Regions from separate parts of the Homo sapiens genome. Here all the other regions are linked to region 1. Evidence: chromatin loops called from intact Hi-C (ENCODE). Cell type or tissue: endothelial cell of umbilical vein. All regions are shown on one strand. Links, peaks and the distances in the headings refer to the core of each region. The heading gives the core; the rest is flanking DNA. Region 1 has its middle 68 kb from the start of ALDH8A1. Region 2 has its middle 32 kb from the start of TBPL1. Region 3 overlaps LOC124901404 (a long non-coding RNA gene). Region 4 has its middle 100 kb from the start of SLC2A12. Region 5 overlaps ALDH8A1 (aldehyde dehydrogenase 8 family member A1). Region 6 overlaps LOC124901404 (a long non-coding RNA gene).

Evidence for each region. A loop is a pair of places that touch in the nucleus more often than their neighbours do. Peaks named below come from ENCODE experiments on the same cell type or tissue, not always from the same donor. Only the 100,000 strongest peaks of a DNase experiment are listed, where the experiment ranks them.
Region 2: a loop joins it to region 1, with 2.7 times the contacts of the local background. A loop is called at or near these places in 3 of 110 quality-filtered maps.
Region 3: it touches region 1 in a loop (12-fold over the local background); 33 of 110 quality-filtered maps call a loop at or near these places.
Region 4: a loop joins it to region 1, with 8 times the contacts of the local background. A loop is called at or near these places in 77 of 110 quality-filtered maps.
Region 5: a loop joins it to region 1, with 8 times the contacts of the local background. A loop is called at or near these places in 15 of 110 quality-filtered maps.
Region 6: it touches region 1 in a loop (11-fold over the local background); 33 of 110 quality-filtered maps call a loop at or near these places.

What each region holds. Positions count from the first base shown.
Region 1 is chr6:134,879,958-134,885,184 of GRCh38, reverse strand. No RefSeq gene overlaps it. Among named protein-coding and RNA genes, the nearest start is that of ALDH8A1, 68 kb to the left of the region's middle. In endothelial cell of umbilical vein, for the core only: a CTCF peak has its summit at 2,534 (motif pointing right); a DNase peak (open chromatin) is centred at 2,554; H3K27ac peaks cover 276 bases.
Region 2 is chr6:133,918,669-133,923,895 of GRCh38, reverse strand. No RefSeq gene overlaps it. Among named protein-coding and RNA genes, the nearest start is that of TBPL1, 32 kb to the left of the region's middle. In endothelial cell of umbilical vein, for the core only: a CTCF peak has its summit at 2,442 (motif pointing right); a DNase peak (open chromatin) is centred at 2,445.
Region 3 is chr6:134,121,076-134,126,302 of GRCh38, reverse strand. It overlaps LOC124901404 (a long non-coding RNA gene), which reads right to left. Exons shown (of 3, transcript XR_007059774.1): 3 at 4,870-5,227. Among named protein-coding and RNA genes, the nearest start is that of SLC2A12, 71 kb to the right of the region's middle. In endothelial cell of umbilical vein, for the core only: a CTCF peak has its summit at 2,528 (motif pointing left); DNase peaks (open chromatin) are centred at 2,282 and 2,432.
Region 4 is chr6:134,154,615-134,159,841 of GRCh38, reverse strand. No RefSeq gene overlaps it. Among named protein-coding and RNA genes, the nearest start is that of SLC2A12, 100 kb to the right of the region's middle. In endothelial cell of umbilical vein, for the core only: a CTCF peak has its summit at 2,875 (motif pointing left); a DNase peak (open chromatin) is centred at 2,861.
Region 5 is chr6:134,938,376-134,943,602 of GRCh38, reverse strand. ALDH8A1 (aldehyde dehydrogenase 8 family member A1) reads left to right here. Exons shown (of 7, transcript NM_022568.4): 3 at 1,039-1,194; 4 at 4,188-4,337. Among named protein-coding and RNA genes, the nearest start is that of ALDH8A1, 9.1 kb to the left of the region's middle. In endothelial cell of umbilical vein, for the core only: a CTCF peak has its summit at 2,557 (motif pointing right); a DNase peak (open chromatin) is centred at 2,582.
Region 6 is chr6:134,109,124-134,114,350 of GRCh38, reverse strand. All of the region lies in intron 2 of LOC124901404 (a long non-coding RNA gene), which reads right to left. It also overlaps the pseudogene HMGA1P7. Among named protein-coding and RNA genes, the nearest start is that of SLC2A12, 59 kb to the right of the region's middle. In endothelial cell of umbilical vein, for the core only: a CTCF peak has its summit at 3,071 (motif pointing left); a DNase peak (open chromatin) is centred at 3,080.

The DNA.
Region 1 (5,227 bases), core at 520-4,519:
TATGTTTATATGCATTAACCCCCCTCTCTCCATCTCCCCTCCTCTACACTCTTTCCAGCCTCTGGTAACCATCATTCTGTTCTCTACCTCCATGAAATCAACTTTGTAAGCTCCCATATATGAGTGAAAACGTGATATTTGTTTTTCTGTGCCTGGCTTATTTCGCTTAACATAATGACCTGCAGTTCCATCTGTGATGCTGTAAATGACAGGATTTCATTCTTCTTTATGGCTGAATAATATTCCATTATGTACATGTACCACATTTTCTTTATCCATGCATTCATTGATGGGCATTTTAGTTGATTCCATATCTTGGCTATTGTGAATAGTGCTGCAATAAACATGGGAATGCAGAAATTTCTTTGATTACTGATTTCCTTTCTTTTGAGTATATACGCAGCAGTGGGATTGCTGGCTAATATGGTAGTTCTGTTTTTAGTTCTTTGAGGAACCTCCATACTGTTTCCCATAATGGCTGTACTACTTTACATCCCTACCAACAGTGTCAGAGCGTTCCCCTTTCTCAACCTCACTGGCATTTGTTAATTTTTGTCTTTTTGACAACAGTCATTCCAACTGGGGTAAGATGTTCTCTTGTTGTGGTTTTTGATTTGCAGTTACCTGATGATTAGTAGTTTGAGCATTTTCTCATACACCTGTTGGCCGTTTACATGCCTTCTTTTAAGAAACGTCTATTCAGATCTTTTGCTTATTTTTTTAATTGGATCATTTTGGGGGTTTTTTCTTGTTTTGTTTGCTTGTTTGTTTTTTGCTATTGACTTGTTTGAGTTTCTTGTATTTTCTGGTTATTTATCCTTGTTGAATGGACAGCTTGCAAATATTTTCTCCCATTCTGTAGGTTGTCTCTTCACTTTTTAAAATGGTTTCCTTTGCTGTGCAGAAGCTTTTTAGCTTGAGGTAATCCCATCTGCCTATTTTTACTTTGTTGCCTGAGCTTTTGAGGTCTTAATCAAAAACCCTTTGCCCAGATCAATGTCCTGAAGCATTTCCCCAAAGTTTTCCTCTAGCAGTTTCATAGTTTTTTAGCTCTTACATTCATGTCTTTAGAATTATTTTAAATTGGCCAGGCGCGGTGGCTCACACCGGTAATCCCAGCACTTTGGGAGGCTGAGGTGGGCAGATCACGAGGTCAGGAGATCAAGACCATCCTGGCTAACACAGTGAAACCCCATCTCTACAAAAAATACAAAAAATTAGCCGGGCAGGGTGGCGGGCACCTGTAGTCCCAGCTACTCAGGAGGCTGAGGGAAGAGAATGGCGTGAACCCAGGAGGCAGAGGTTGCAGTGAGCCTAGATCCCGCCACTGCCCTCCAGCCTGGGCGACAGAGCAAGACTCTTTCTCACAAAAAAAAAAAAAAATTATATTAAGTTAGAGTATATTGTTTGATACAAAAAAGTATCAAAGAGCCAGATTTCTCTGCTGCTTTTACATACACATTTGTGACCTTGAAAATCCTCTTTCTACCACTCTGCCTTTTACACATTCAGGGCATCTTTTCACATCTTAGAATCATTCCTTCCTGCATGTGATTGCCAGGTGAGTCTTCTTAAGACACAGTTCTTATCACTTTATTTTCCTTCCCAGAAATCTTCAATGCTTTTCAATTGCTTACAATAATAAGCTCAAACTTCCTTATCCTTGCATTTACAGAATCATCATGTCTCAGCTTCCTTTTCCTGCCTTATCTCAAACTATTCTCCTAAAAATTCCTACTCAGGTTAAATTGATTTTCCTGGTGTTTCTCAAGCACATTTCATTTTTTTCTTATCAAAAACGTTTAACATGTTCTTGGTCTCCATTTTTTGGTGCTTACTTCAGTTTTTCTTATTATCCATGAATTTCATCAAAATTCTTGTTATTTTTTCACATGTGGCTCAAGAAACCCTTAAATTCTTTCTGCCCCCAGCCAGAAATACTGGCTCTCAGAGTAGCCATTGGTCTATACCACTCTTGAACATACTTTATTTGTTTAATAGCGTGATTATTAACTTTTATAATTACTATTTATCTTTGTATACTTTAATGCCAAGTCTCCAAAACAAGAGATCAGGAACATATCTTACATTTCTCCATACATCTTTCAGTACACAAAATGTCCCGTGTTTAACAGAACTCAGTAAATACATGTGGCTAAATTCTAGAGCTGGAAGGAGACTTGGAGGTCTGGGAAGCTGATGAGTTGGGTGGCTGTTTAATGAAGCCTGAACTAAGGGAGACTTCAGCCCTGTGATCCTAGCTGTGTCCTCTAAATAACAGATTTTGACTAACTGGCTTTTACTAGCACATATCATTGAGTCTGATTTATAAAGAAAGATGTATAGCATGGGTGAATAGTTTGAAGCAAAAATAAATCTAAAACATGGCTAAAATTAACCTGCGGAGAAATCTTTCCGCAGTTTGGTGGTCTTGAAAACTCAGCTTTTGATTAAGATTAATGTTCCTGATTTCATATTCAGTAGAAACCCAGGCTGACGATTCGTCATTTCACTTATCACATGCAACACCACTGCATCCCAGCAGGTGACGCTGCTTCTCTGCAGAATATTTTTCCTGGCGCTTAACAGCCTTTCCAATTCTCACAAGCTCTGCTCCTGCAAAGGCCTGACCCAGAAAAGCAATTTTAATCTTTTACGTCAGTAGAAATAGGAATCGCTTATATTTAGTACATATTCCTTGCTAGACACGCGTTTCAAAGAGCCAGTTTTGGTTTGTTTTCCTTTGAATATTTCAGACCTTGGAAGACTTGGGTCTTCCCTGAGCCCTTCCCACATCAAGGAGGTCTTTCAGGTACTATCATCAACTGAGACTGAGAGGGCTTGAGTAGGTTTCGAATCCCACCCCTTCTTTCCACATGCGAGCATCTTGAAGCCCAGATCCCCTGTCAATGTCATTCATAAAGTCAAAGGCAGAGCCAGGGGTCAAACTCCTCTCAGTCATCATCACTGTCCCACCCTGTCTTGGCCCTTACCCCGCTCAACAGAACGGGGCATGCTGCACCCTAAACTGTAATGTGACAAAAGCCAACACTGGTCTCAGTCCAAGAAGCCACTCTCCGAAAACAAGAGAGCTTTGGTAACATCATTGTGTGTGTGTGTGTGTGTGTGTGTGTGTGTGTGTGTGTGTGTTAGTGTTAGGGATTCTCTTTGTCTCATTCCTCTCTGTAGCATCTGGTCTGTGATATTCTCTTTGTCTCATTCCTCTCTATAGCATCTGGCCTGTGATAAGCCCTCAACAAGGAAGGAAAGGAAGAAGGGGGAGTGTGTTATGGGCTGAATTGTGCCCCCCACAAATTCATAGGTTGAAGTCAGCCCCTGTATCTCAGAATGTGACCTTTAAAGAGGTGATTAAGTTAAAATGGGGCTTTTAAGGTGGGTCCTCATCCAATCTGACTGGTGTCCTAATGAGAGAGGAGATCAGGACATGAGGAGAGACACAGGTTTTCACAGAGGCAAGACCCTGTGCAGTCAGCAAGAGGGCTGCCATGTGCAAGCCAAGGAAAGAGGCCTCAGAGGAAGCCAACCCTGCTGGCACCTTGATTGTGGACTTCCAGCCTCTAGAACTGTGAGAAAATACATTTGTGTTGTTTTAGCCACTCAGTCTGTGGTATTTTATTTTATTTTATTTTCCTTTATTTTATTTTATTTCATTTCCTGAGACGGATTCTCACTCTGTTGCCCAGGCTGGAGTGCAGTTGTGTGATCTCAGCTCATGGCAGCCTCTGCCTCCTGGGTTCAAGCAATTCTTCTGCCTCAGCCTCCCAAGTAGCTGGGATCACAGGCATGCACCACCATGCCCGGCTAATTTTTGTATTTTTAGTACAGACGAGGTTTCACCATGTTGGCCAGGATGGTCTCAAATTCCTGACCTCAAGTGATTCGTCTGTCTTGGCCTCCCAAAGTGCTGGGATTACAGGCGTGAGCCACCGTGCCTGGCCTGTGGTATTTTTTTATGGCAGCCCAAGAGAACTAATATAGGAGAGAGGGAAGAAAGGAAAGAAGAGAGGAGAGGAGGGGAGGAAGGGAGGAGAAAAGAGGGGAGGAAGGAAGGAAGGAAGGAAAAAGAAGGGAGGAAAATAAGGAAGAAAGAATAGGAGAACAAAAGCAAAAGAGGGAGGGAGGAGCTTGGTGACTTGTAGCAACTCCTAATAACCAGTGACATCTGGTAGATCTGGAGATGATTCAACTCGGTTTAGAGCACTCTTATAAATAAGATATAAAACACTTTCTGACCAACTGAATTATTTCGTTAGCTCTTATTTCCTCCTATTTCCACTCAGACAATAAGTTAAAAAATGAATTCAGTGGCTTGTGTATCTGGGTGTGAATAAATCTTCACCTGCCACTTGGATGAGATCTGGCAGCAGCGGGCAGACATCATGGCAGCTCCCTGCATTTCCTCTGCTGACATCGTGGAAACTGCCCATTTAGGAGGGCAGATGGAACGTGGAAGTTTTTGGGAACAAGTCTATATTCACAGTCAGAAAAATTCCAGGAAATCCAAACACATGGTTTTATTAGATTCATGTCTAGAATGAGAATTATTACTCTAAGTAGAAGCAGAGCCTAAGAGGCTGTGGCCCCAGACAGGAAGTATAGCCTCTCCTATTTCTGACTCAAACATGAATTATTGGCTTTTCTTTCTTATGATACATCTAATTTTACAGGCAAAGCCTAAATGACCTGAGTTTTAGTTCTGTAATTTTCCTTCAGACCCGGTTCCTCCATGGGGCAATGTCTTATGCTGTGGATCTCACTTGACCTCCTTAACCGCCCCCCAACTCACCTGTCCTATGTCCCATTCCCTCTGGATCTCGAGAGTTGGTGAAATACATTGATCTGAACTGATGTGATAATTCATGTCTTAGAGAACCTATTTGATTATTACCACAGATCTCCCGGAAATATAACACTTTAGCTCGGGAGTTAAATCCATTCCACCAGTGGAGATTTCTAAGGGAGGTCCCTTTGTATCACTTCTGGATTCCATTTGGTTTCCTGCCAGTCATACCACCTGGGCACCCATATGGTTTCGCAAATGAAGGAAGAGATTGCATAAGAAAAATCGTTCATTTAGTAAGCACAATTGAGACCCTACTAGGTGCCAGGCACTGTGTTGTCAGGAGCTGAGGCACAAAGACCAAGCAAAAATAGGTCTGCTCCTTGAGGGAAGAGACAGACTTTTTACTGCAGAGTGTTGAGTGGT
Region 2 (5,227 bases), core at 405-4,404, 960 kb after region 1:
TTTTATAATTGACAGATGTCCATGGATTGAGAGGTCTATAGAAGGCCCTTAGGAATATTTTTTATCTAAAAGTAGACCTACATATGTTTAATTTTATTTTATAAAATCAAATTAAGTAAACCAATATTATGGGATATTACACTATTAACCTTCTTTTTTTTGTGTTCCCATCTTTTTTACCATCAGATAGCTTTGGCATGATAGTCATATTCTATACATGAGATTATTTAATTAAATCGAATTTAAAAAATGCTAAGTGAAGCAAGTATTTAAGAAGTCAATATTTAAATAGGTTTTGCTTTCAGTAGTTACATAAGTTGTATTCTAGTTTGAGTGTCACAGAAATGGGCATGAGATATATTTTTGTTAAACATAAGAGGGAAGCACAAGTGAACTCACTGCTCGAGTTTCATAAAAGCCACTCTGTAGATGTGATGCTCCCAGCAAGCTGACCCAGGGTAAGAAGCAAGGCAATGAAAGATCAATCCACCAAAAATACTGTAGCAGCTGCTATCCTTGTCCTAGACAATCACAAATTGCTCATGGCATGTACCCACATATCTGCACTACTTCACCCAGAATCAGTGAGAACGGGCAGGGGGCAACATATCAGCGGCTCTTCCTCTGCTAATCTAAAAGAATTAGAAATAGGCTGCTCCCTATAAAATTGCCTGACATTCTTAAAACAGCCTAATAATCTCAAAGGAGCAATTTCCTTTATTAATTGAAAGCAGCTGAAAAATATATTAGCCTCATTTTATATTTTTAAAGCTTAAATATCTAAAGTATTGGAAACAAAGAAAACTGTACATCAGAGGGGAAGCAAAAGGTGACTAGATTGGGCCCTGGCCTCATGGCATGGTCAAGATGTTGAGCCGGCCAGGCGCGGTGGCTCATGCCTGTAATCCCAGCACTTTGGGAGGCCAAGGAGGGTGGATCAATTGGGGTCAGGGGTTCCAGACCAGCCTGGCCAACATGGTGAAACCCTGTCTCTACTAAAGTTACAAAAATTACCCAGGTGTGATGGCATATGCCTATCATCCCAGCTACTTGGGAGTCTGAGGCAGGAGAATCACTTGAACCCAGGAGGGTGGAGGTTGCAGTGAGCCGAGATCGTGTACTCCAGCCTGGGTGTCAGAGTGAGACCCTGTCTAAAAAAAGAAAAAAAAAGTTGAGTCCTGGAGTAAGACTTATTTGGACTAAAATACCAGTGTCACCGCTTAGATGATGACTTTGGTGAAGTTATTGAACCCCTCCCGTCTTCAGTTTCCTCATCTGGAAAATAGCCTGTCCTCTGGGTTGTGGCAAGGATTATAGAGGTAAAGCCATGCAGAGCACTTAGCACAGTGTCTAGCATTTACTCAGCACTCCATAAATGCTAGGCTAATAGAATCACCCAGAACTAGAGATGTGAATACAGCTAGATTCTGAGCACACTCACAATGAAAGTTAAAGAGAAAAGCTTAACTTCTATTGCATTTTTTAGACATTTACAAAAAATATGTGTCATCCAAAAAGCAATAGTTGAATGCCTGCAGGATTTCTCAAAGGCAGGACCTTAGTTGAGGCACCACATTTTCAGCTTAGAACTTGGAATTTCTTAGCACATCACATCAAAAAATTAGTCCCTTTGTGAAAAGTTCGTCCTGAGTTAGTGACTAGAGCACCAATATTCTAGTCAAATGATCTTACATTCAGAGTTTTAGATTCATCACTTACTAGTTGTGAGTTCTTGAACTTCAGTTTTCTCATATTGTAAAGTAAGAATAACGGCCGGGCGCGGTGGCTCATGCCTGTAATCCCAGCATTTTAGGAGGCTGAGGCAGCCGAATCACGAGGTCAGGAGTTCAAGACTAGCCTGGCCAATATGGTGAAACTCCGTCTCTACTAAAAATACAAAACTTAGCCGGGAGTGATAGTGGACGCCTGTAATCCCAGCTACTAGTGAGGCTGAGGCAGAAGAATCGCTTGAACCCGGGAGGCGGAGGTTGCAGTGAGCCGAGATTGCGCCGCTGCACTCCAGCCTGGGTGACAGAGTGAGACTCCTTAAAAATAAATAAATAATAAGAGTAGTAGCAAGTACTTATAGACAGCTTACCAAAAGTATAGCACTCACTATGTTACCACTGCAGCAGGGAGATAATGTATGTAAACACCTATCCTAGAGCAAGCCTCAATAAGTTTATTTTATTACCTTGGAATTCTTTGATGGTGGTGTCTAGAGAAACCCTGGGATTTAGGAATTTGGGAATGGACTAACAAATCCATTTTGACTTATGAATGGAAAAAGAAGAATATAGGAGGAAATGATTTGGCAGTGTTCCAGTTATCAATTTGTTGTCTCTCAGCTCCAAATCCACTCCTGGTTGCCTGTTCAGCTGGAAACCCACTGTTCTGGAGCCAGTCTCTACCAGCATCTCTCCTTTGCAGCTGGCACGATGCTAAACTTTATCAGTAGAGGGCGCTGGAGGGACACTGTAAGGAGAAGTGTTTCCTCTTTCGAATTCATCCACTGTGCCCCTCCTAGCAGGATTTTACTTTTCTATTATTTTATTTTATTTTATATTTTATTTTATTTTATATTTTCGAGACAGAGTCTGGCTCTGTCCCCAGGGCTGGAGAACAGTGGTGCAATCCCGGCCCCCCGCAACCTCCACCTCCCGGGTTCAAGTGATTCTAGTGCCTCTGCCTCCCGAGTAGCTGGGACTACAGATGCCTGCCACCATGCCCGGGTAATTTTTGTATTTTTAATACAGACAGCATTTCACCATGTTGGCCAGGCTGGTCTCGAACTCCTGACCACAAGTGATCCGCCTGCCTCGACCTCCCAGAGTGCTGGGATTACAGGCATGAGCCACCGCCTCACCCACTGTGCTCCTCCTAGCAGGCTCCTGCAGACCATGCTCCTGCAGCAGGTGTGGCCTCCAGCAGCATCTGGTGGCCAGAACACAGCCACTCCCTTGTGGAGATCTCCATCCATCGTCTCCTCAGGTGGCTTTACAGCGACTTCCTAGGTGTGGCACCTTTTGTGGGTGGCTTTCCCCTTAAACCCTAGAGGGCAGTTTCCCAGTAATTCCCAGCCATGGTTCCCAGCTTGCCAGCCTCTGCCAGCCTGCACCCCAATAGGCAGTTTCCTGCTTGCGAGCTCTAGCTGAAATTCTAGTTTGCCAGCCTTTGCTCAGACCAGCTGTGGGACAGTTATGGCCTCAATCAACTCAGGAACCTCTCCTCTCTCCGGTGAACTTCTCCAGTGAGGTCTGAATCCTACCTTTGGGAAGGGGCCCTCTTTTCCAACTTTGTTCCCTCGCTGGGTATATTCACTCATCCCTAGGGTTCTCCCTTTATAGTTAATCCTCTGCTGCAGTCAACTTTTTTTTTTTTTCTTTTTTTCTGAGATGAAGTCTTGCTCTTTCACCCATGCTGTAGTGCAGTGGCGCCATCTCGGCTCACTGCAACCTCCGCCTCCTGGGTTCAAGCGATTCTCCTGTCTCAGCCCCCCAAGTAGCTGGGATTACAGGTGCACACCACTATGCCCGGCTAATTTTTTTATATTTTTAGTAGAGAGAGGGTTTCATCATGTTGGCCAGGCTGGTCTCGAACTCCTGACATCAAGTGATCCACCCGCTCCGGCCTCCCAAAGTGTTGGGATTACAGGCATGAGCCACCACACCCGGCCAGTAGTCAACTTCTTAAAATTTAATTTATTCAAATTACGTTCTGGTTTCTGCCCTCTGATAGGACACTGACTGCAAAGGTGGGTCATTCATCCAACCTCTGTAAAAACCCAATGAACTCTAGTCTACCATTAATAGGGTAGAACTCTATTCTGCTTTCTTGTGACCAAATTTCCTTTGTCCCTCATATCTTTCTGGGAAATTTTGAATACATAATGGAGATTTTGGTTCTTTGTGTGAGTCACGTCCCTTTTATTAATCTATCCTTGGCTCAGATGTATAAATTTCAGTGAATGGTCAAATCAATATTGATAGGAGCCTGCAAATGTTATGCCTCTTCCAGTTATGAGTTGGTTTAATGAACTGATTCTGTACCATCCTAGAATCCATCTCACTCACACGGCAGCTTACACCTTCTTGGTAAGGTGATTGGGAGAGCCTTCATGGAGGAGATGGCATTTGAGTTGGACCTTGAAGGAAGGATGGAATTTTACAAAACTGAAATATAGCCACAATCATGGGTATATTCCAGGCAGAAGGAAAAGATGCAGAGGTTTAAGCATTTATCCAACGAACATATTTGATGGGGAAAAAGTAGGAATAACATTGAGATGAAGGTAAAGTCAGAGCATGGAAGGCCTCGAATGCCAGGCAAAGAAATATCGAGGAGTATCATGTTTTCATGAAGATTTGGCTTCAGTGTAGAATAGATTGGATTGGGGCATGATTCTGAGACCTAACCAAATTCACGAATGAGAAAATTATTATAGTAGCCAAGATATGAGGCAATTTGGACCTATAGAGCCACGAGGATAGGAAATGGAAAGGAAGGAATAGTTGTACAAAACAATGCAAAGGAAAAATACGTGAGATCCTGAATGGGTGGATGTAAGAGAGGAGACTTTGATAACTGAAGTGGTATCCAGTTTGTGGCAACAGAAACAGGGATCATAGGGAAAACATGTTAGTGCTGATTTTCCAATCTGACAGAAATGTGCTGTGAGGAATGGAAAGTCCCTGTAATAAATATAACTGCTAGGATGATGTAATCCCAAAACTTTATTTATCTATTTATTTAGAAACACACCTAGCTAATTTTGTTTTTTGGTAGAGACGGGGGTGGAGGTCTCACTATGTTGCCCAGGCTGGTCTTGAACTCCCGGGCTCAAGCAATCCTCCCATCTCAGCCTCTCACAATGCTTGGATTACTGGCATGGACCATCATGCCCAGTCCTATTTATTTATCTATTCTCCTATTGCCTCTTTAAAAAGGGTTCAGTGGGGGAAGTTATTATTATTCCCCTGAATGAAAATTTGGCAGGTCCCATACTTTTTGTGCTAATTCTTAGTAGACAATTCTAAGTGTCATAGAGTTTCAATTCAGTAATTATGAAGTCCAATTCAAGATATTAATAGAAACTCTGAACTATTTGTGTTAAACCTCAGCTTGCCAGCACAGATTTGCCTGAGGCTGGAAGTGGGAAAAGGGCATTAGCTGGCTTCATCTTAGTCTCTCTCCTTTTTTTTCTCTTCCTCTACCACTAATCTTGCCA
Region 3 (5,227 bases), core at 679-4,678, 760 kb after region 1:
TCAGTCTCCCTGGTAGCTGATATTACAGGCACCTGCCACCATGCCCAGCTGATTTTTTTTTTTATTTTGTATTTTTAGTAGAGGCAGGGTTTCACCATGTTGGCCAGACTGGTCTCGAACTCCTGACCTCAGGTGGATCACCTTAGCCTTCCAAAGTGCTGGAATTACAGGCATGAGCCACCGTGCCAGGCCAAGTACTACATTTTAAAATTGCACTCTATAATGTTATGAAATTTTTACTACCACCAATAGTGTATGAGAAAGTCCCTTTACAAGTATACTTTCTAACAATTAATATTATCAAATTTTGAATTTTTTTTAATATTATGGGTGACACAGGCATGGTATTTTATTTCATTTCATAGAACTTTTCATAAAAATTTATGTTTGGTATCACTCTGATAAGCGGCAAGGTTGAGCATCTTTTATATGTTTGTTCAGCATTTATACCACCTCTTCTGTGAATTGTCTATTCTTATTCTCGTTTTTCTCTTATTTATGGATTATGAGTTCTTTGCTGATTTTGATATTAATCCATTGCCATGCATGGTCGTTCACACCTGTAATCTCAGCACTTTGGGAGGCCAAGGTGGGAGTCCAGGAGTTCGAGACAAGCCTAAGCAACATAACAAGACCCTATGTCTACAAAAATTAGCCAGATATGGTGGCACACACCTGTTGTCCCAGCTACTCCAGAGGCTGAGGTTAGGAGGATCACTTGAGCCTTGGAGTTCAAGGCTGCAGTAAATCATAATTGCACCGCTGCACTGCAGCCTGGGTGACAGAGGGAGACCCTGTCTCTAAATAAATAAATAAATAACATTGATTGTTATATATGTTACAAATATTTCCTCCCAGTCTTCTAGTTGTCTTTTAAACTTATTTGCAATGATGTTATGTAAAAGTTCAGAAATTTGATAAAATGGCATTTATTCACCATTTTTTAAGGCGTTAGCATTTTTATAATGTTTTAGAAGGTCTACTCTTAAGTATATTCTCCTTTTTGTTTTCTTTTAATAGGTTTGTTAAGTCTTTTGATTCGTTTGGAATTTTTGTAAATGCTGTGAAATATAGATCTATTTTTTTCAACACGGATTGGCAAATATCTGCTTTTAGAAAATTTATTTAGTTTCCTTTTGCTTAATTTTCCTTAAAGGAGAGGAAGGACTTTTTCCTCCGAATATCAGATCAATTAATCTTGAGGAAGTGCTGAGCCTGGCCTGGCTGGATCACATGTCCACCTGGGTGGCCAGGACAGCACAATTCCATGATTGGCAGCTGCCCCAAAGCTCATAGAATCAGTGTATGGGAGAAGTCCTCAAAATAAGGAACAATACTGTTCCCAAAGTCAGATAGGAAAAAACACTGAGTGGGGCTGGGCACAATGGAACATGCCTGTAATCTCAGAACTTTAGGAGGCCAAGACAGGAGGCTCAGTTGAGGCCAGGAGTTCAAGACCAGCCTTGGCAAACATACCAAGACCCCATCTGTACAAGAAAAAAAAAAAAGTCGGTCAGATAAAAATAATAAATGTTCACCATAGCCCTAAACAATCTCTTTTATCTTCTTGATAGCTTTCTTTCTGATCTTTTTGTTTGCTTCCATATAGATGAAGATAGTAATAATTTTAATAGGTAGCACTTACAGAGCACTTCTCTGTGCTGGGTTGTGCTCGCTGTTTTGCAGGAGTTCTTTTTAAAGATATGCCTTTGATGAAAAAAACTTCATCAAGCATTTTGAATACAGTTTAGATGTGAGAGAGAAGCTTGGGTTTTAAATTTTTTAAGTTCAAACATCCATTTTTCTAGTTAAAAAGAATGTACCAATCTAATACGCATGAGAGATGCTAATCAGAAAACGTGAAGGGCACAAGCCCACTCTTTGAGATTTTCACTGAAGAAAGTGAACATGTTAAAAAAATTCACTTTATTATTAATTTGCAAAACATATTATTAGTGATAAGCAAACGTTGGCACCCAGGTTAAAAGTTTAGCAAAATGATGTTTACAAAAACTGTGTAATGAAACAGAAAAAAGCTTAATGACAACATGCTGAAATTGTTAAAATTCTGAAGTTTGAATTCTGATTCTGTCACCTTGAAGCTGTGAGACTTTTGACTAAGTTACTTCATGTTCCCCGGTTTGCTCAACAGTAAAATAGGGGTGATAACAGTTCCTACCTCACAGGGGTGCTATAGGAATCTCAAGTGAGATAATGCACATGAAGCGCTTAGCCCTGCATCCAGCACGTTGTCAGCCATTGCTATTACAACCACCTTCATCATCTGTGAGTACAGCAAGCAAAACACTGCTTGGAAAAAAAATCAGAAGGAAATGAACCCATTGGAGACTGGCCAAAGAAGTACTCCTAAAAGCATAGCAAAAGGAATTCCAGAAGTTTACAATAACACAAGGAAGAAATTTACAGTTTGAAAATATAAATATCAGTTTAATAGTTAAGCTAAGTTTTAAATGTAATGCCTTATTTATTAAAGCCTTAAATTTAAGCCTGAAAGTTAGCGACATCTGCTGGAAGAAAGGTGAATTATTCAACTCACGTACCAAGCACCTGTCCTAATTCATTCAATTCAATACTTTATTGAGCAGGAATTTGGTATCAAATGCTTTCCTAGATTCTGTGGACAAAGTGATTAATTCCCATGCTCAAGGAATTTAGTCTTTCAGCTCAGGTATAAGCCACCTGTGCTTAAGAAGAAAAAAAGTGGACATTATCACCATGGATCTTTCAATTCTGTTAAAAAAATTAGATCTGTCGGCTGGGTACAGTGGCTAACACCTGTAATCCCAGCACTTTGGGAGGCTAAGGTGGGTGGATCACGAGGTCAGGAGTTCGAGACCAGCCTGGCCAACATGGTGAAACCCCATTTCTACTAAAAATACAAATATTAGCCAGGCATGGTGGCAGGCTCCTGTAATCCCAGCTGCTCGGGAGGCTGAGGCAGGAGAATCACTTGAAACTGGAAAGTGGAGGTTGCAGTAATCTGAGATCATGCCACTGCACTCCAGCCTGGACAACAAGAGTGAAACTCCATCATAAAAAAAATTAGATCTACAACCAAGAATAAATTAAGTAGCAATACAAAGCTGGTATATGACCAAATGTTAAAATAAAAACTATCAATAGTAGAGCCATAAGAGTTTAGGGAGAGACAGGATATAGCAACTAAGGTAACACCTGGAAAGTCATTCAAAGGTGTGATTCCAGAATTTCTTTTAATGACCAGGGGGAGCTCTGAATGTTTTTGAGCAGGGAACTGATGATAGAACTAGTACAGTCATGTCTCGCTTAACCAAAGGAACATGTTTTGAGAAATGTGTCATTAGGTGATTTCATAGTTGTTTGAACATTATAGAGTGCACTTATACAGACTGATGGTATGGCCTGTTACACACCTGGATTATATGGTATAGCCTATTCCTCCTAGGCTACAAACCTGTACAGCATGTTACTATACTGAATACTGTAGGCAATTGTAACACAATGGTAAGTATCTGTGTGTCTACACATATCTAAACATAGAAAAAGTACAGCAAAAATACAGAAGAAAAGATAAAAATGATGGTACACTATATAGGGCCCTTACACGAATGGAGCTGGCAGGACTGGAAGTTGCTCTGGGTGAATCAGTGAGTGAGTGGTGAGTGAAGGTGAAAGCCTAGGAATGACATTACCATGCACTAATGTAGACATTATAAACACTGTACACTTAGGCTATACTACATTTATAAAAATATATTTTTCTTCTTTTTTTTTTTTTTTTTTTTTTTGAGACACAGTCTTGTTCTGTTGCCCACCAGGCTGGAGTGCAGTGGCCCTATATCAGCTTACTGCAAACTCCACCTCCTGGGTTCAAGCGATTCTTGTGCCTCAGGCTCCCGAGTAGCTGGGATTACAGAGGTGCACCACCACACCCGGCTAATTTTTGTATTCTTATTATTTATTTATTTATTTATTTATTTATTTTGAGATGGAGTCTTGCACTGTCATCCGGGCTGGAGTACAATGGCACAATCTCAGCTCACTGCAACCTCCGCCTCCCAGGTTCAAGCAATTCTCCTGCCTCAGCCTCCCGAGTAGCTGGGATTACAGGCGCTCGCCACCAAGCCCAGCTAATGTTTTTGTATTTTTGGTAGAGATGGGGTTTCACTATGTTGGCCAGGCTAGTCTCGAACTCCTGACCTTGTGAGCCACCCACCTTGGCCTCCCAAAGTGCTGGGATTACAGGCGTGAGTCACCGCACCTGGCCAATTTCTGTATTTTTAGTAGAAATGGGGTTTCACTGTGTTGGCCAGGCTGGTCTCAAACTCCTGACCTGAGGTGATCCGCCTGCCTTGGCCTCCCAAAGTGCTGGGATTACAGATATGAGCCACTGCACCTGGCCAGAATATATTTTTCTTTCTTCAATTATTTATTATTATTATTATTTCTTCAGTAATAAGTTAACATTAGCTTACTCATTTTTATTTCATAAAAGTTTTAGACTTTTTTGTAGGTAACGCAGCATAAAACACAAACGCATTGTATAGTAGTATAAAAATAGTTTCTTTCTTTGTATTTTTATTCTATAAGCTTTTTCTATTTTGAAATTGTTTTATTTTTATTTTTTACTCTTTAAACATTTTATTAAGCATTAAGACATGAACACACACAATAGCCTAGGCCTAGACAGGGTCAGGATCATTGATGTCACTGTCTTTCATCTCCACATCTTGTCCCACTGGAAGGTCTTCAGGAGCAATAACATGCATGGAGCTACCTTTTCTTTTCTTTTTTTTTTTTTTGAGACAGAGTCTTGCTCTGCTGCCCAGGCCGGACTACAATGGCATGATCTTGGCTCACTGCAACCTCCACCTCCCGGGTTCAAGCAATTCTCCTGCCTCAGCCTCCCAAGTAGCTGGGATTACAGGCGTGTGTCATCACACCCAGCTAAATTTTTATATTTTTAATAGAGGCAGGGTTTCACCATGTTGGCCAGGCTGGTCTCAAACTCCTGACCTCAGGTGATCCACCCACCTCGGCCTCCCAAACTGCTGGGATTACAGGCGTGAGCCACTGCGCCTGGCCTGGAGCTGCCATTTCTTATACCAGTGCCTTCTTCTATAATACCTCCTAAAGGACTTGCCTGAAGCTGTTTTATAGTTAACTTTTTTTAAAGTAAGAGTACATTCTAAAATAACAATAAAAAGTATAGTATAATGAATACATA
Region 4 (5,227 bases), core at 578-4,577, 730 kb after region 1:
TGGTCTCGATCTCCTGACCTCGTGATCCACCCGCCTCGGCCTCCCAAAGTGCCAGGATTACAGGCGATGAGCCACCGTGCCCGGCCAGGAATCTTTTAAAACTTTTTCTAACAGTATCCTTTTGAGAGTTTTGTTATTTGGTAGAAATGAGTTTTTATATACATCTCAAGGTGCTCAACTGTCCCTTGGTACCCGGGGGCAGGATTGGTTCCGGGGTCCCCGCAGATACCAAACCCTGTGAATGCTCAAGTCGCTTAAATAAAATGGCTTAGTAGGCCAGGAGCGGTGGCTCACGCCTGTAATCCCAGCACTTTGGGAGGCCAAGGCGGGTGGATCACGAGGTCAGGAGTTTGAGACCAGCCTGACCAACATGGTGAAACCCCGTCTCTACTAAAAATACAAAAATTAGCCGGGTGTGGTGGTGCGTGCCTATAATCCCAGCCACTCGGGAGGCTGAGGCAGGAGAATCGCTTGAACCTGGGGGAGCGGAGATTGCAGTGAGCCGAGATCAAGCCACCGCACTCCAGTCTGGGTGACACAAGGAGACCCTATCTCAAAAAAAAAAAAAAAAAAGGCTTAGTATTTGTGTATAACCTATGCACACCCTCTCGTATACTTTAAGTCATCTCTAGATTATTTATAATACATAATACAATGTAAATGCTATGTAAATAGTTGTTCTACTGTATTTTAAAATTTGTATTTTTTTTACTGTTGTATTTTTTTTATTGCCTTTGGGTTTTTGTTTGTTTGTTTGTTTTTTGTTTTTTTTGAGACGGAGTCTTGCTCTGTCACCCAGGCTGGAGTGCAGTGGCACGATCTTGGCTCACTGCAAGCTCCGCCTCCTGGGTTCACGCCATTCTCCTGCCTCAGCCTCTCGAGTAGCTGGGACTACAGGCGCCCGCCACCACGCCCGGCTAATTTTTTGTATTTTTAGTAGAGACCAGGTTTCACCGTGTTAGCCAGGATGGCCTCGATCTCCTGACCTCGTGATCCACTCACCTCAGCCTCCCAAAGTGCTGGGATTACAGGCGTGAGCCACCGTGCCTGGCCTTTGGGTTTTCAATAAATATTTTTCTTTCTTTCTTTCCTTCCTTCCTTCCTTCCCTCCTTCCCTCCCTCCCTCCCTCCCTCCCTCCTTCCTTCCTTCCTTCCTTCCTTCCTTCCTTCCTTCCTTCCTTCCTTCCTTCCTTCCTTCCTTTCTTCCTTCCTCCCTCCCTCTCTCTCTCTCTCTTTCTTTTTGATGGAGTCTTGCTCTGTTGCCCAGGCTGGAGTCCAATGGCGTAATCTTGGCTCACTGCAAACTCTGCCTCCCAGGTTCAAGTAATTCTCCTGCTTCAGCCACCCGAGTTGCTGGGATTACAGGACCTGACACCATGCCCAGCTAATTTTTGTATTTTTGGTAGAGACAGGGTTTCTACTAAAATAAAAAATAGCCTAAAAGCACATTTGATTTTTGTGCCAGGCAGGTCTCAAAATCCTGACCTCAGGTGATCCACCCCCCTCAGCCTCCCAAAGTGCTGGGATTACAAGCACCTTGAGATGTGAGCCAACATGTCTGGCCTCAAAAAATATTTTCAATTCATGGTTGGTTGAATCCATGGATGTGGACCCTGTGGATACAGAGGGACGACTGCAACCGTTTATTTAAATTGATTTTGAAAATGTTTCACATTGGCTGGTCACGGTGGCTCCCGCCTGGAATCCCAGCACTTTGGGAGGCCGAGGTGGGAGGATAGCTTGAGCTTGGGAGTTTGAGACCAGCCTGGGCAACATGGTGAAATCCCATCTCTACCAAAAATACAAAAATTAGCCAGGCTGGCGATGCCCTTGTGTTCCCAGCTACTCAGGAGGCTGAGGTAAGAGGATCGCTTGAGCCTCGGGTGTTGAGTCTGCAGTGACCCTATCTCAATAAATAAATAAGTGAATAAATAAATAACCTACATTCACAGAACACTTCTCTCATGTTGACTCATTTTATCTTCTTATCAGACTAGTAAGACAAAGAGGGTAAAATATTTCTATTCAATATGTTAATACCGAGGCTCTGAAAAGTTCAAATGACTCGACACCTATGGAGAGGGCGGAAGGGCCAGAGTTGGAATCCACTGTTTCTGACACCAGAGCCTTCACTTCTTCCCAGGCCTCCTTTGAACATCATGGCATATTTACTGAGCGTGAGCAAAGGAGCCACTGCCAGGAATATATAGGCCAGCTATTTTAGTCTCCCTTCCACTGGGATTACTTTTTTTTTTTTTTTGAGATGGAGTCTCACTCTGTCACCCAGGCTGGAGTGCAATGGCACGATCTCGGCTCACTGCAACTTCCGCCTCCCAGGTTCAAGCGATTCTTGTGCCTCAGCCTCTTGAGTAGCTGGGATTACAGGCAAGCGCCACCACACCCGGCTAATTTTTGTATTTTTAGTAGAGATGGGGTTTCACCATGTTGGCCAGGCTGGTCTCGAACGCCTGACCTTGTGATCCGCCTGCCTCGGCCTCCCAAAGTGCTGGGATTACAGGCTTGAGCCACTGCGCCCAGCAAGGGATTGCTTTTTTATGAGGCAAAATCTTGAAACTGTAGAAAAGAACCAAAGGTTACCAGTTAATAACTTTGGAACATTTAGTTCAAATATGAATGGGCTGTTTTAAAGTGAATATTTGATTAAAATGTATTACAAATCTGAGAGGCAGCGGCATATATTTAATGGTATCTAAGTCCTGTGTTTAAGGGATAATAATACATACTGTACATTCCTCACAGAGCTATTGTGAGAATCAAATGAAAAATAGGAACTTTTACATATAAAGAATTACTGTCTAACTTGTTTTATTGTCTGACATCAGGGTAGCAATTTGTGGAATATCAACCTCAGTCTGCAGCGCCACCCAGTGGACACAATGATACATGATACTGCATTTTCTCGGTTTCAGATATAAATATTACCTGTATTATTTACCTGTCTGGTACACACATTCAGTATACTATTTCTTTCACTATTTTTATTTATAAAACTTTTTTGTATGAAGTTTTGCTGATAAGTTTTATTTTCACAAGTCATGACCAAAAAAAGGCCAAATTTTAGAGCAAGAACCCATATTTTACCTGGAATGATCTATCCTACACAGACGTCCTTGTCAGAATTTTAACCTGGTGCTTATTTTGTAAACCAGCAGTGATGTTAACACAGGAGAAAAAGGTGAGGGACTTTGTTGGAGAGCTATTTCCTTCTTTATTTCCCCATAACTTGTACTTAAAATTCAGCTTATACCTGAAACTTGTTATAGTTCACTCATTCATATACATATCATTGCTTCAATAAAAATCTATTGAGTATTTCTCAATGTTAGGCACCACGCTTAGTGCTAGGGATACAATGATGAACAAAAAGGAATGTGGTCCTTGTCTTCATGAGTTTTGCAAACCAGGCAGATAGATTAAAAAATAATTAGGTGACTATACAAATGTTGGTGCCTCACTTAGCTCAGAAAATGAGAATATTTTATTTTTTTGCTACTCAACAAGATTAGAGTTTGTCCTAATGTATATCTGAACATTTGGAGGCAGTGGGTTTACAATGTAAAACTTTGAAGCTCTTTTATTTTGTTTACTCTTTGAGACAGGGTCTCCTTCTTTCACCCAGACTGGGGTACAGTGGCATGGTTACAGCTCGCTGCAGCCTCCATCTTATGGAATCAAGTGATCCTCCTACCTCAGCCACCTGAGTAGCTGGGACTACAGGTGCGTGCCACCACACCAGGCTAATTTTTAAAATTTTTTTGTAGAGACAAGATTTCACTATTTTGCCCAGGCTGGTCTTGAACTCCTGAGCTCAAGTGATCCTCCTACCTTGGCTTCTCAAAATGCTAGGATTCCAGGTGTGAGCCACCACAGCTAGCCTGAAACTCTTTTGTTTAAACCTGAAAACACGAAGAAGAGAGACTTCTTCCATGTTACAGCATAACCATACGAAATAGTGAAATTTAGAGTCAGAAACAACAGGATTTGAATGCCACAGTCCCTTACTGCTCTCATGACCTTCAGCAAATGATTGTATCTCCCTGATACAATTATTTGTATCAGGTGCAAATGTAGAAGATGCAAGTGTAAATGTAGTTTCCAAAAAATCAAGTGTGCTGTTAGGCTGACTGTTTTTTATTTTCTGTAAAATAGAAATTATATCTAACTTAAAGAGGGAAAGTCTTGACTATTTAAATGTGTGATATACAAGTTATTAATAAATAGTTTGCCTAAATGATCAAAGGCCACGATTTTAAATATATTACTCAAGTTACACTGACTCCCTGAAATGATACTTAAAGTTTAAAACATGAGAAAAACACATAAAAGTGGACCAAAAAATAAATAAATAAATAAATAGTAGTTTTGAGAACATAGCACATAATACTATTATGTTTGGAGGCCAATACAAGGTATTCACATTTCAAGGACAAGCAGTGACTATCTAAACTCTCATTTAATAGCCCAAAGCATTGGGCTAAGGCAGATGTTATAAATCCAATTGGCTAAATAAGGGTGTTTTTTGTTTTTGCTTTTTTTTTTTTTTTGGCAGGGTCTCACTCTGTCACCCAGGCTGGAGTGCAGTGGCACAATCATGGCTCTCTGCAGCCTTGACCTCCCAGACTCAAGTGAACCCCCCGCCTCAGCCCACCAAGAAACTGCGACTTCAGGTGCATGCCACCACACCTGGAAAATTTTTGTATTTTCTTTTGGAAATTGGGTTCCACCATGTTGCCCAGGCTGGTCTTGAACTCCTGGGCTCAAGTGATCCACCTGCCTCAGCCCCCAAAGAGCTGGGATTACAGGCATGAGCCATCATGCCTGGCCAGAAGTAAAGATTAATTGGCTATCTTAGGTCTCATGACTAGTTAACAGGACAAATGGAGCTAAAACCCATGACTCTTAATCCTCTGAGTTGTGTCTTTTTAGTTAGACACCATCTAAAAGAAAGGGTATTTCTGATTATCTAAGCGATATTAACAGAAGTGTTTCATCAGTACTTTTGGAAGTCTTGCCATGCAGTCCTTCAGATAATTCCCCTATTACATGTATACAGAGGGAATGTATCAAATGGTGTGCCAGTTTTCTGTTCTACTAAACACATACACATTTGTAACCACAACTCAAAATATCTCAGAAGGGAGGGAAAGAATAAACAGCTAGTGGCCGGGTGCGGTGGCTCACGCCTGTAATCCCAGCACTTTGGGAG
Region 5 (5,227 bases), core at 641-4,640, 58 kb before region 1:
GATCCAAAAGCTGAGGGGCAAAGAAATATACTCTGTTCATTGGATGAAAGGAAGTGCAAATATATACAGCAAAGGGCATGGATATAGGGAGAGATGAAGAACTAGGGCTGATCATGCAGTCTCCTACTCATTCTAAGCAGAGAATTTCAAAGCAAAGATAATTTGAAAAGCAGTTATGCAGTCAGATTATTTAGGATGTTTTCTGATATGTCAGTCACCATTCCACTCCCGACACATCTCATTTTTTTTTCCCACTCTTTCCCAGAGGTCAGAGTAATGGAGTAAATATTTGTAAATTTTTGCAAGAATATCTGTTAAGATAAGCCAAGAGTTTTAAAAATTACATGTGTGCCATAAACCAATCAAAAATCAGAAAGCAGCCTGAGTCCAAGCCCTTAAAAAGAAAATAGTTCTCTGCTGGTGTTCCTGGCCAGGCTCCCTGCATCGCTAAAGAGAACTCAGTAGCAGTCTAGGTAAGCTTCTGTTTCTCTTTCTGTTCCATCCAGGAGCTAGGACGTGCAGGGCATGTGATGGGCAAGCAGGTGCCACACAGCATCCCGTGCCAGGGCATTCCCAGCCGCTCTTCTGATGACTCTACCATGTGTGGGGAGGTCATGAAATACACATTACATGTGTATAAAAGTGTTTCGTTTTGTGCTGTGCAATTACAACTGTCCTAACACCCGTATTTCAATGCCTTTGTCGCAGGTACAAAGCCTGGTGATTTTGAATTGCAAGAGTTTGTGTGGGTGAAGTGGTAGCATCTGGCAAACTGGTGATGAGAATGATGTGTTCAGTTCACAGAACAAAGATTATTGACTCAATTTTAACCCCCCACCTCAGTTTCCAACCTTATACCTAAATATTGTATGGTTTTATCAAACCATGATCAAGTCTTTGTGAGGTCAAGGAATGCCTGCCCCGGGCTAGAAGGAATCCAGGCTGTTTCAGTGTGAGTTGGGACGCGTGGGCAGTGGAAGCTGATGGATAGAGTGTCCCCATTAGCTGATAGTGCTTTATGTTGTTTGCTTCTTACAGGGAAAACCTTAGCACTGGCAAGAACCATGGACATTCCCCGGTCTGTGCAGAACTTCAGGTTCTTCGCTTCCTCCAGCCTGCACCACACGTCAGAGTGCACGCAGATGGACCACCTGGGCTGCATGCACTACACGGTGCGGGCCCCGGTGGGAGTCGGTGAGTGCTGTTCAGTGAGAGCCCACCTCCCGGTTATGCTTGCAGATGCTCACAACATTCTATGGCATTGTCCTCAAGGAACAGGTTAAAGAAAAGGAAGAGCTGATATTTTTCTTTTCTAAAATCCATTGGCCTCAAAGATCTATTTCTAGTTTATTTTCTTTGTGTCAAATTCCCTGCTTTTCTTTTTAGACAGCGTCTTGCTCTGTCGCCCAGGCTGGAGTGCAGTGGCATGATCTCGGCTCACTGCAACCTCTGCTTCCCGGATTCTAGTGATTCTCTAGTCTCAGCCTCCTGAGTACCTGGGACCACAGGTGCGAGCTACCACACCGGCTAATTTTTGTGTTTTTAGTAGAAACAGGGTTTCACCCATGTTGGCCAGGCTGATCTCAAACTCCTGACCTCAAGTTATCCTCCCGCCTCGGCCTCCCCAAGTGCTGGGATTACAGGCGTGAGCCACCACGCCAGGCCTCATGTTCATGACTTATCTGGAAAATCATAGGGAAAAGAATGATGCTAAGAGTAAATATGTAAATTCACATGCCAGGATTTTTTTTTCTACTTATATTTAAAAAAGGAAAAATCAGGCTGGGCGCAGTGGCTCACGCCTGTAATCCCAGCACTTTGAGAGGCTGAGGCAGAAGGATCATCTGAGGTCAGGAATTCGATCAGCCTGGCCACCATGGTGAAACCCCGTCTCTACTAAAAATACAAAAATTCACCGGGCGCGGTGGCTCATGCCTGTAATACCAGCACTTTGGGAGGCCAAGATTGGCGGATCGCCTGAGGTCAGGAGTTCGAGACCAGCCTGGCCAACATGGCGAAACCCCATCTCTACTAAAAATACAAAAAGTTAGCTGGATGTGGTGGCGGGCACTTGTAATCCCAGCTACTTGGGAGGCTGAGGCAGGGAGAATTGCTTGAACCCAGGAGGCCGAGGTTGCAGTGAGCTGAGATTGTGCCATTGCACTCCAGCCTGGGCGACAAGAGTGAGACTCGGTCTCAAAAAAACAAAACAAAACAAAACAAAAAAACCCAGCCGGGCGTGGTGGCATGCATCTGTAGTCCCAGCTACTTGGGAGGCTGAGGCAGGAGAATCACTTGAACCTGGGAGTCGGAGGTTGCAGTGAGCTGAGATGGTGCCACTGCACTCCAGCCTGGGTGATAGATCGAGACTCTGTCTCAAAAGAAAAAAAAAAGAAAGAACTATTTATGTACATTAAATAAATTAATAAGTGTAGGGCATGTAGTATGGTGCCAGGTGTGTGATAAATAAGCCTCTACTGAGAATTATCTTACTTCATGCATTCCTTTGCCTCTTGACCTTTGGAAGAACGTATAAATAAATGTCTGTGATGACTAAAACCTTCCACCAGATGTCACTGTTTCCTCGGAGAAAAAAATCATCTTTTTAGCTTATTACATTTTATGAATATAAGCTAAAAGGAAAACAATTGGGACATCTCATTGCTTTGGTTACTTGAAACCTTCAGAAATTATGTTTTCAAGGCATTGTGGAAAGCTCTACCTCCTCCTAGGAAGTGTGCTAATATATTTTGCTGCAAAAATATTTTTATCCCCTAAAGAATGGATTTTTCAGTGGGAAATTTAATAATATAAAAGATGCATTTACTTTCATAGCACAGGCTTGAGGGAAGAGTATAAAATAAGGTGAATCAATTTCCTTTCAGAAGGTAGATTTTTATATTTGTTTGTTTTGTGATTGGAAACCTGGATAGGTTCAGAATATTGCATGGAGACACATTCTAGCTGCTGGTTACGTTACTCATCCAGCAAATCTATCTGGTCAGGATACAAGTGACAATCTAGAGAGAATTTTTATTTAAAAATATTCTAAATAGCCAAAATGGATGTCACAGTCCATGCACCAAAGGTTATTGGCTTTACTGATAGGAGGGCCCTCACATGGAACACTCAGAACTCATTGGCCCCTATTTTATGAATAATTATATAAAGCTTGAGATTTTATGTCTCAACCCATGACAGATTTGAAGTAAAGGTAAAGAAACATGTTAGAAGAAATAACAGCCAGACCGTTAAAATAATGGGGAAGGAGACATTTTTGAAAAAGTAAAGCTCAGTCTATAAATCTCAAAATGCGTCACATTCTGGAACTGTTTAGTGACAGGTGACAACTGTTTTTTTATTTTTTATTTTTTTTTGAAGTTCCAGGGTACACGTGCAGGACGTGCAGGTTTGTTACATAGGTAAACGTGTGCCATGGTGGTTTGCTGCACCTATCAACCCATCACCTAGCTATTAAGCCCAGCATGCATTTGCTCTTTATCCTAATGCTCTTCCCCCCGACTCTCCCCTGACAGGGCCTGCTGTGTGTTGTTCCTTTCCCTGTGTCCATGTGTTCTCATTGTTCAGCTCCCACTTATAAGTGAGAACATGCAGGTGTTTGGTTTTCTGTTTCTGTGTTACTTTGCTAAGGATAATGGCTTCCACCTTCATCCATGTGCCTGCAAAGGACATGATCTCGTTCCTTTTTATGGCTGCATTGTATTCCATTGTGTATATGTACCACATATTCTTATCCAATCCATTATTGATGAGCATTTGAGTTGATTCCATGTCTTTGCTATTGCTATTGTGAATAGCAAAGTGCTGCAATGAACATACGCGTGCATGTATCTTTATAATAGAATGATTTATATTTCTTTGGGTATATGATAGGTGACAACTCTTTAGCTCTGGAGTTTATATTGCTGTTGTTCATAATCATGAACTGCCAAGAAATGGGGAAATCATATTGACTTTACTCTGTTTTAAAAGATACAGTTGCTTGGAATATATTTTAGAATTATTTCCCTGAAAGTGGCTACAAATAAGCAAAGCTTGGGAAGAAGTTAGAAGAGTAAGCTAAGTTTTCTGCAGCATGAAGGAGTTTTGCGTTAATAACCCCACTTGGCCAGTCCACCTCAGAGGGGTATGCCGTCACAGGCAGTGCTTCTGCTCTCATCCCTTAGCTGGTCTGATCAGCCCCTGGAATTTGCCACTCTACTTGCTGACCTGGAAGATAGCTCCAGCGATGGCTGCAGGGAACACTGTGATAGCCAAGCCCAGTGAGCTGACTTCAGTGACTGCGTGGATGTTGTGCAAACTCCTGGATAAAGCAGGTAATTAGGTGTTGGGGTTGGGGGGCAGGCACAGAGTTGGAGCAAACCTATAGTTTATAGAAATCTTCCACTCAGCAGCACAATCGATTCCAGTGACATCATGGGCTTTGTCTTTCTGATCCTTGTCTGGGAAATCCCCTCCACCCACAGGGTTCCCTCACCCTGCTTCCTGTCTTCAACACCAGAACGGTGCTACTGCAGGCAAGTTCCACTCCCCAGGGTGGGCGACTGGCAGCACAATAGTGACGCAGACTTAAACAGCCCCATCAAATCAAAGACACCTGCCTGCTCCAGAGAGTCAATTAAAATCTTAAGTTGGGGCCAGGTGTGGTGGTTCACGCCTGTAATCCCAGCACTTTGGGAGGCTGAGGTGGGTGGATCACGAGGTCAGGAGATCGAGACCATCCTGGCTAATACGATGAAACCCCGTCTCTACTAAAAATACAAAAAATTAGCTGGGCGTGGTGGCGGGCGCCTGTAGTCCCAGCTACTTGGGAGACTGAGGCAGGAGAATGGCATGAACCCAGGAGGCGGAGCTTGCAGTGAGCCGAGATTGCACCACTGCACTCCAGCCTGGGCGACAGAGTGAGACTCCGTCTCAAAAAAATAAATTAAAAAATAAAATAATAATAATAATAATAAAATAAAATCTTGAATCACAAGTTAATCCTGATGACAATAAGAATATTGCTAGGTACACCTACAGTTTGCTTGGCTATAGAATACCTAGTAGAAGTAGCCCGATTTCAAGAGATCTAAATATACATCCTTCAGTTTTTCCTGCCTTTGGGACTGCTACTGGAAAGCTAATACAATATGGCCTCTTCCTAGCATATCAAGGTTCACACGTTTGCTCCTTGTTCTTTTTCTGCTAATAGTTTATTGGCCGC
Region 6 (5,227 bases), core at 864-4,863, 770 kb after region 1:
TTGTGTTGTCTCTTGTACAATGTTCCATTCTTCAACATCTATCATTGCTGCTGCTCCCAGCACCAAATGTTCACCCTCTGCCTCCTGCTCTGCACACATTCCCCTCCCTCAAGATAGCCTCCATGAGACAGGGGGTCTGCAGCTTGGCAGGCTGGCTGGGTTACTGACTATCCCAGTCCCAGGGAAGATAGGGCCCTGTCTCTAGGATGCTGCAGCAGAGTGAGGAGGGGCACTCAAATTGACCCTAAAGGGTGGAGGGGCCACCTTCTCCCCCTGTTTGGTTGGGGAATGGGTAGTTATTATTTGTCTCAGCTTGGGGCTCTGCCTCTAGCTTCCTACTTGCAGTTACTTAAGTTAAAAAAGAAAATCCTGTTCTAAAAAAAAAAAAAGAAAGAAAAAGAAATCTAATTCAAACTGGCCTGAATGGGACAAAAAAGAAAATAAAAAGAGAATTTTTGCTCATGTAATAAGCCATCAGATGGCTTTGCATCAGAGGCTTAAAGAATGTTCTAAAGTCAGTCTCTCTCTAACACTCAGCTCTGCTTCTGGCAGTGTGGGCTTCATTCTTTTTTTTTTTTTTTTTTTTTTTTTTTTTTTTTGAGACAGAGTCTTGCTCTGTCACTCCGGCTGGAGTGCAGTGCAGTGCAGTGGTGCAATCTTGGTTCACTGAAGCCTCCTCCTCCCAGGTTCAAGCAATTCTCGTGCCTCAGCCTCCCGAATAGCTGGGATTACAGGCGTACACCACCACGCCAGGCTAATTTTTGTATTTTTAGTAGAGACGGGGTTTCAACATTTTGGCCAGGCTGGTCTCGAACTCCTGACCTCAGGTGATCCACCTGCCTCGGCCTCCCAAAGTGCTGGGATTACAGGCGTGAGCCACTGTGCCCAGCTTGGGCTTCACTCTTAAGCAAAGTATCTCCATGTGTGATGAGATTCAGGCTCAGATGTTCTTGGCTGTAGGTCCAGAGAAAGGAGATAACTTCTCTTCTCCAAAATTGAAACAAAAGTCTGGTTTTGATTGGTCTGAATCACTTGCCTAACAGTGAGCAAATTGCTGCAGTTAGATGTTTGGGCTGTTTTGATAGGTGGATTCTGGCACTTCTCTATGCCTCTCTTCTTGTTTTGGAGCATGTTTTAAAGGGGAGAAATGTGCCAAAGAAAACCAGGGGCTTTCTGAAAAGAGGGGAAAAATTCTGCAGCTTTTTCTATTTGAGACTTTAAGTTATCTCTCAGGGTGGACACAAGGCCTTTGTACACATGGCCCCCACATGGGAAGAAATCTTGAGGGGAAATTATGACCTGGCTCACATGTAGGACCTGGAGATTTGTGGTTAAGCATTGGCAGCCCCTCTGGACTTCAGGATACGTTGAGGGACAGTGGCTGAGCTGGGGGTTTTATGTTGGAGCCTGTAATGGGTTGAATTGTGTCCCTTTGTCTTAGTCTGTTTTCTGCTGCTGGAACAGAATACCACAGACTGAGCAAATTGTAAAGAAAGTTTATTCAGCTCACAGTCCTGGAAGCTGGGAAGTCCACAGCATGGCACTGGCATTTGGCAAGGGTCACCCCATGGTGGAGGGGTGGAAGGCAGAAGCGAGCACAGGAGAGACAGAGGGGAAACTGAGCAGAAATCATTTTATCAGGAGCTCCCTCCTGCCCATCAAAACAGCCCAAACATCTAACTGCAGCAATTAACTAACTCACTCCTGTGATAGCAGCATTACTGCATCATGAGGTATATTAGTCCGTTCTCACGCTGCTATAAGGAACTGCCCCAGACTGGGTAATTTATAAAGGAAAGAGGGTTAATTGACTTACAGTTCAGCATGGTTTGGGGAGGCCTCAGGAAACTTACAGTCATGGCAGGAAGTGAAGGGGAAGTAAGGCACCTTTTCATGAGGTGGCAGGAAGGAGAAGTGCTGAGTGAGTGGGGAAGAGCCCCTGATAAAACCATCAGATCTGGGGAGAACGAACTCACTATCACGAGAACAGCATGGGGGAAACCACCCCTATGATTCAATTACCTCTACCTGGTCTCTCCCTTGACATGTGGGGATTATGGGGATTATAATTCAAGATGAGATTTGGGTGGTGACACGAAGCCTCACCATATCATGAGAACAGGGCCCTCATAACCTAATCACTTCTTAAAGGTCCCATGTCTTAATACTGTCATAATGAAAATTAAGCTACCAACACATAAACTTTGGGGCACATATTTAAACCATAGCACCCTTCCCCAGAATTCACATGTTTAAATCCTAACCGCAGTACCACAGAATGTGACCTTATTTAGAATAGAGCAGTTGCAGATGTCATTAGTTGAAGTCATACTGGAGTAGCGGGGACCTCTAACCCAATCTGACTGGTATTCTTATAAAAAGAGAAATGCGGAATGAGATATGCACACAGGAAGACTGCCATGTGAATACTGTAATTATGCAGTCATAAGCCAGGGAGCTACCAGGCCTGTAACAGATCCTTCCCTAGAGCATGCAGGCCCTGCTAACACCTTGATTTCTGACTCCTGACCTCCAAAACGATGAGACAATAAATTTCTGTTGTTCTAAGCCATGCAGTTTGTGGTAATTTGTTATGGCAGCCCCGAAAAACTAATACAGAGTCTAGAGTTGGTATGTGACTGTGACCTGCGAGAGACTGAGCTTTAGCCATCACTAGGCATCATTGCATTGGGAGATAAAAGTCCTGTGATTAAATGCAAGATAGGCTGGGCATAGTGGCTCACACTTGTAATCTTAGCACTCTGGGAAGCTGAGGCCAAGGCAGGAGGATCTTTTGAGGCCAGGAGTTCAAGACAAGCCTGGACAACATAGTGAGACCCCCGTCTCTACAAAAAAGAATTAGCGAGGCATGGTGGTGTGCAACTATAGTCCCAGCTACTCAGGAGGCTGAAGTGAGAGAATCACTTAAGCCCAGGAGTTTGAGTCTGCAGTCAGTGAGCTATGTTCACTCCACTGCACTTCAGCCTGGGTGACAGAGCAAGACTGTCTTGAATGAATGAATGAATGCAGGATTGGTGCTCAACAGGGACACCATGTGGCAGTTTTAAAAGAGCCTTTAGTGCCTGTGGGCTGACCAGCGCCACCTAGTGTTTGAAAGATGGATGACTTTTATAATTTAGGAGGAAAGGAGGGGAGGTGATTATATAGGATTGTATGGATCTCAAATCATTAATTGGAGAATTGCATATCTTTATCAAATAATTTTTTTTGAGGAAAAGTCTTGCTCTGTTTCCCAGGCTGGAGTGCAATGGCACGATCTCTGCTCACTGCAACTTCCACCTCCAGGGTTCAAGTGATCCTCCTGCCTCAGCGTCCTGAGTATCTGGGATTACAGGTGTGCGCCACCACACCTGGCTAATTTTTGTATTTTTAGTAGAGACGGGGTTTCACCACATTGGCCAGGCTGGTCTTGAACTGCTGACCTCAAGTAATCCACCTGCCTCAGCCTCCCAAAGTGCTGGGATTACGGGCATGAGCCATTGCGCCTGGCCTCGTTATCAAGTAAATTTTAAATATCCAATATGAAACATTGTTCAAGGTTCTGAGAATACATCTTTAAATAAGATAGATGAAGTTTCTGCTCTGGTGAAGCTTGAGAAATAGGACCCTGTTTCCCCAGTAAGCTGTATAATAGGTCATGTGCTACATGAGCCCTTCCAACTCCATATAGATCATGGGCCAAGGGAATTGTAATAGGCTAGAAAGCCTGAATCAGATTTGAATTTGTTGCAGTTTCTAAAAGTAAAGGCATCAATGTAATGTTTGTCATTTCTCAATGTAGGATGAAGTAAGGAGTTTTCATTCCTGGTTCACACCTTATTATTATTATAATCAATAAACATTTTTAAAGTTTTTGATCTGATTAGGTTATCTCTAACTAGTCTAGCCTAGTGGTTCTCAGTAAGAAGCAGCAAAATTTTCTGTGGTTTTTTTTTTTTTTTTTTTGAGAGGGAGTCTCACTCTGTAGCCCAGGCTGGAGTGCAGTGGCACGATCTCGGCTCACTGCAACCTCTGCCTCCCAGGTTCAAGGGATTCTTCCAAGTAGCTGGGATTATAGACACTCACCACCATGTCCAGCTAATTTTGTATTTTTAGTAGAGACAGGGTTTTGCCATGTTGGCCACACTTGTCTCAAACTCCTGACCTCAGGTGACTGGCCCACCTTGGCCTCCCAAAGTGCTACTAAAAATACAAAAATTAGCTGCACGTGGTGGCGGGCACAGTGGCATGCACCTGCAGTCCCAACTACTTGGGAGACTGAGGCAGGAGAATCTCTTTAGCTCAGAAGGCAGAGGTTGCAGTGACCTGAGATCACACCACTGCACCCCAGCCTGGGTGACAGAGCGAGACTCTGTCTCCAAAAAAAAAAAAAAAAAAAAATCTTTTATACCATATTTTTATTGTGTCTTTTCTATGTTTAGATATGTGTAGATGCACAAATACTTACCTTTATGTTACAATTGCCTGCAGTATTCATTACAGTAACATGCTGTACAAATTGTAGCTGTGGAGCAATAGACTACCACACACATCTAGTAGACCATCTAGGATTGTTTAAGTACATTCTATGATGTTTGCACAATGATGAAATCGCCTAATGACACATTTCTCTTAACGCTTCCTGTCGTTAAGCAATGCATGACTGTATTAAAAACTACTGATGCCTTGGTGGCGCATGCCTGTAATCCCAGCTACTCAAGAGGCTGAGGTAGGGATAATTGCTTGAACTGGTACCAGGGAGGTGGAGGTTGCAGTGAGCCGAGATCACGCCACTGCACTCCAGCCTGGGCCACAAAGAGAGACTCCGTCTCAAAAAAAAAAAAACAAACCTACTGATGCCTAGGTCTCATTCCCGCCCCCCACTTCACTCCATCCCAAGGTTCTCATTTAATTAGACTGGAGTGTGGCTTGTGCATCAGAATTTTGAAAGCTCTCCAGCTGATGCTAACTTTTAGCAACATTTGAGAACCATTATTCTAAGCCATGAAAATTCATTCAGTATTTTTCAGTTGTGGTTGACAAGATCAGAATTTGGTGTTAGGAAAATTAATTTGGCAACGATATCAAGAGTGGACTGAAGCCCAAAGAAGTCTCAGAGAGAAGTCACATAGGAGACTAATGCAGTAGAATAAAGTGAGATAATAAGGGCCTAAGGAGAAGATAGGTGTACTTGAGAATGCACATGTATTATATAAGTAACAGAACT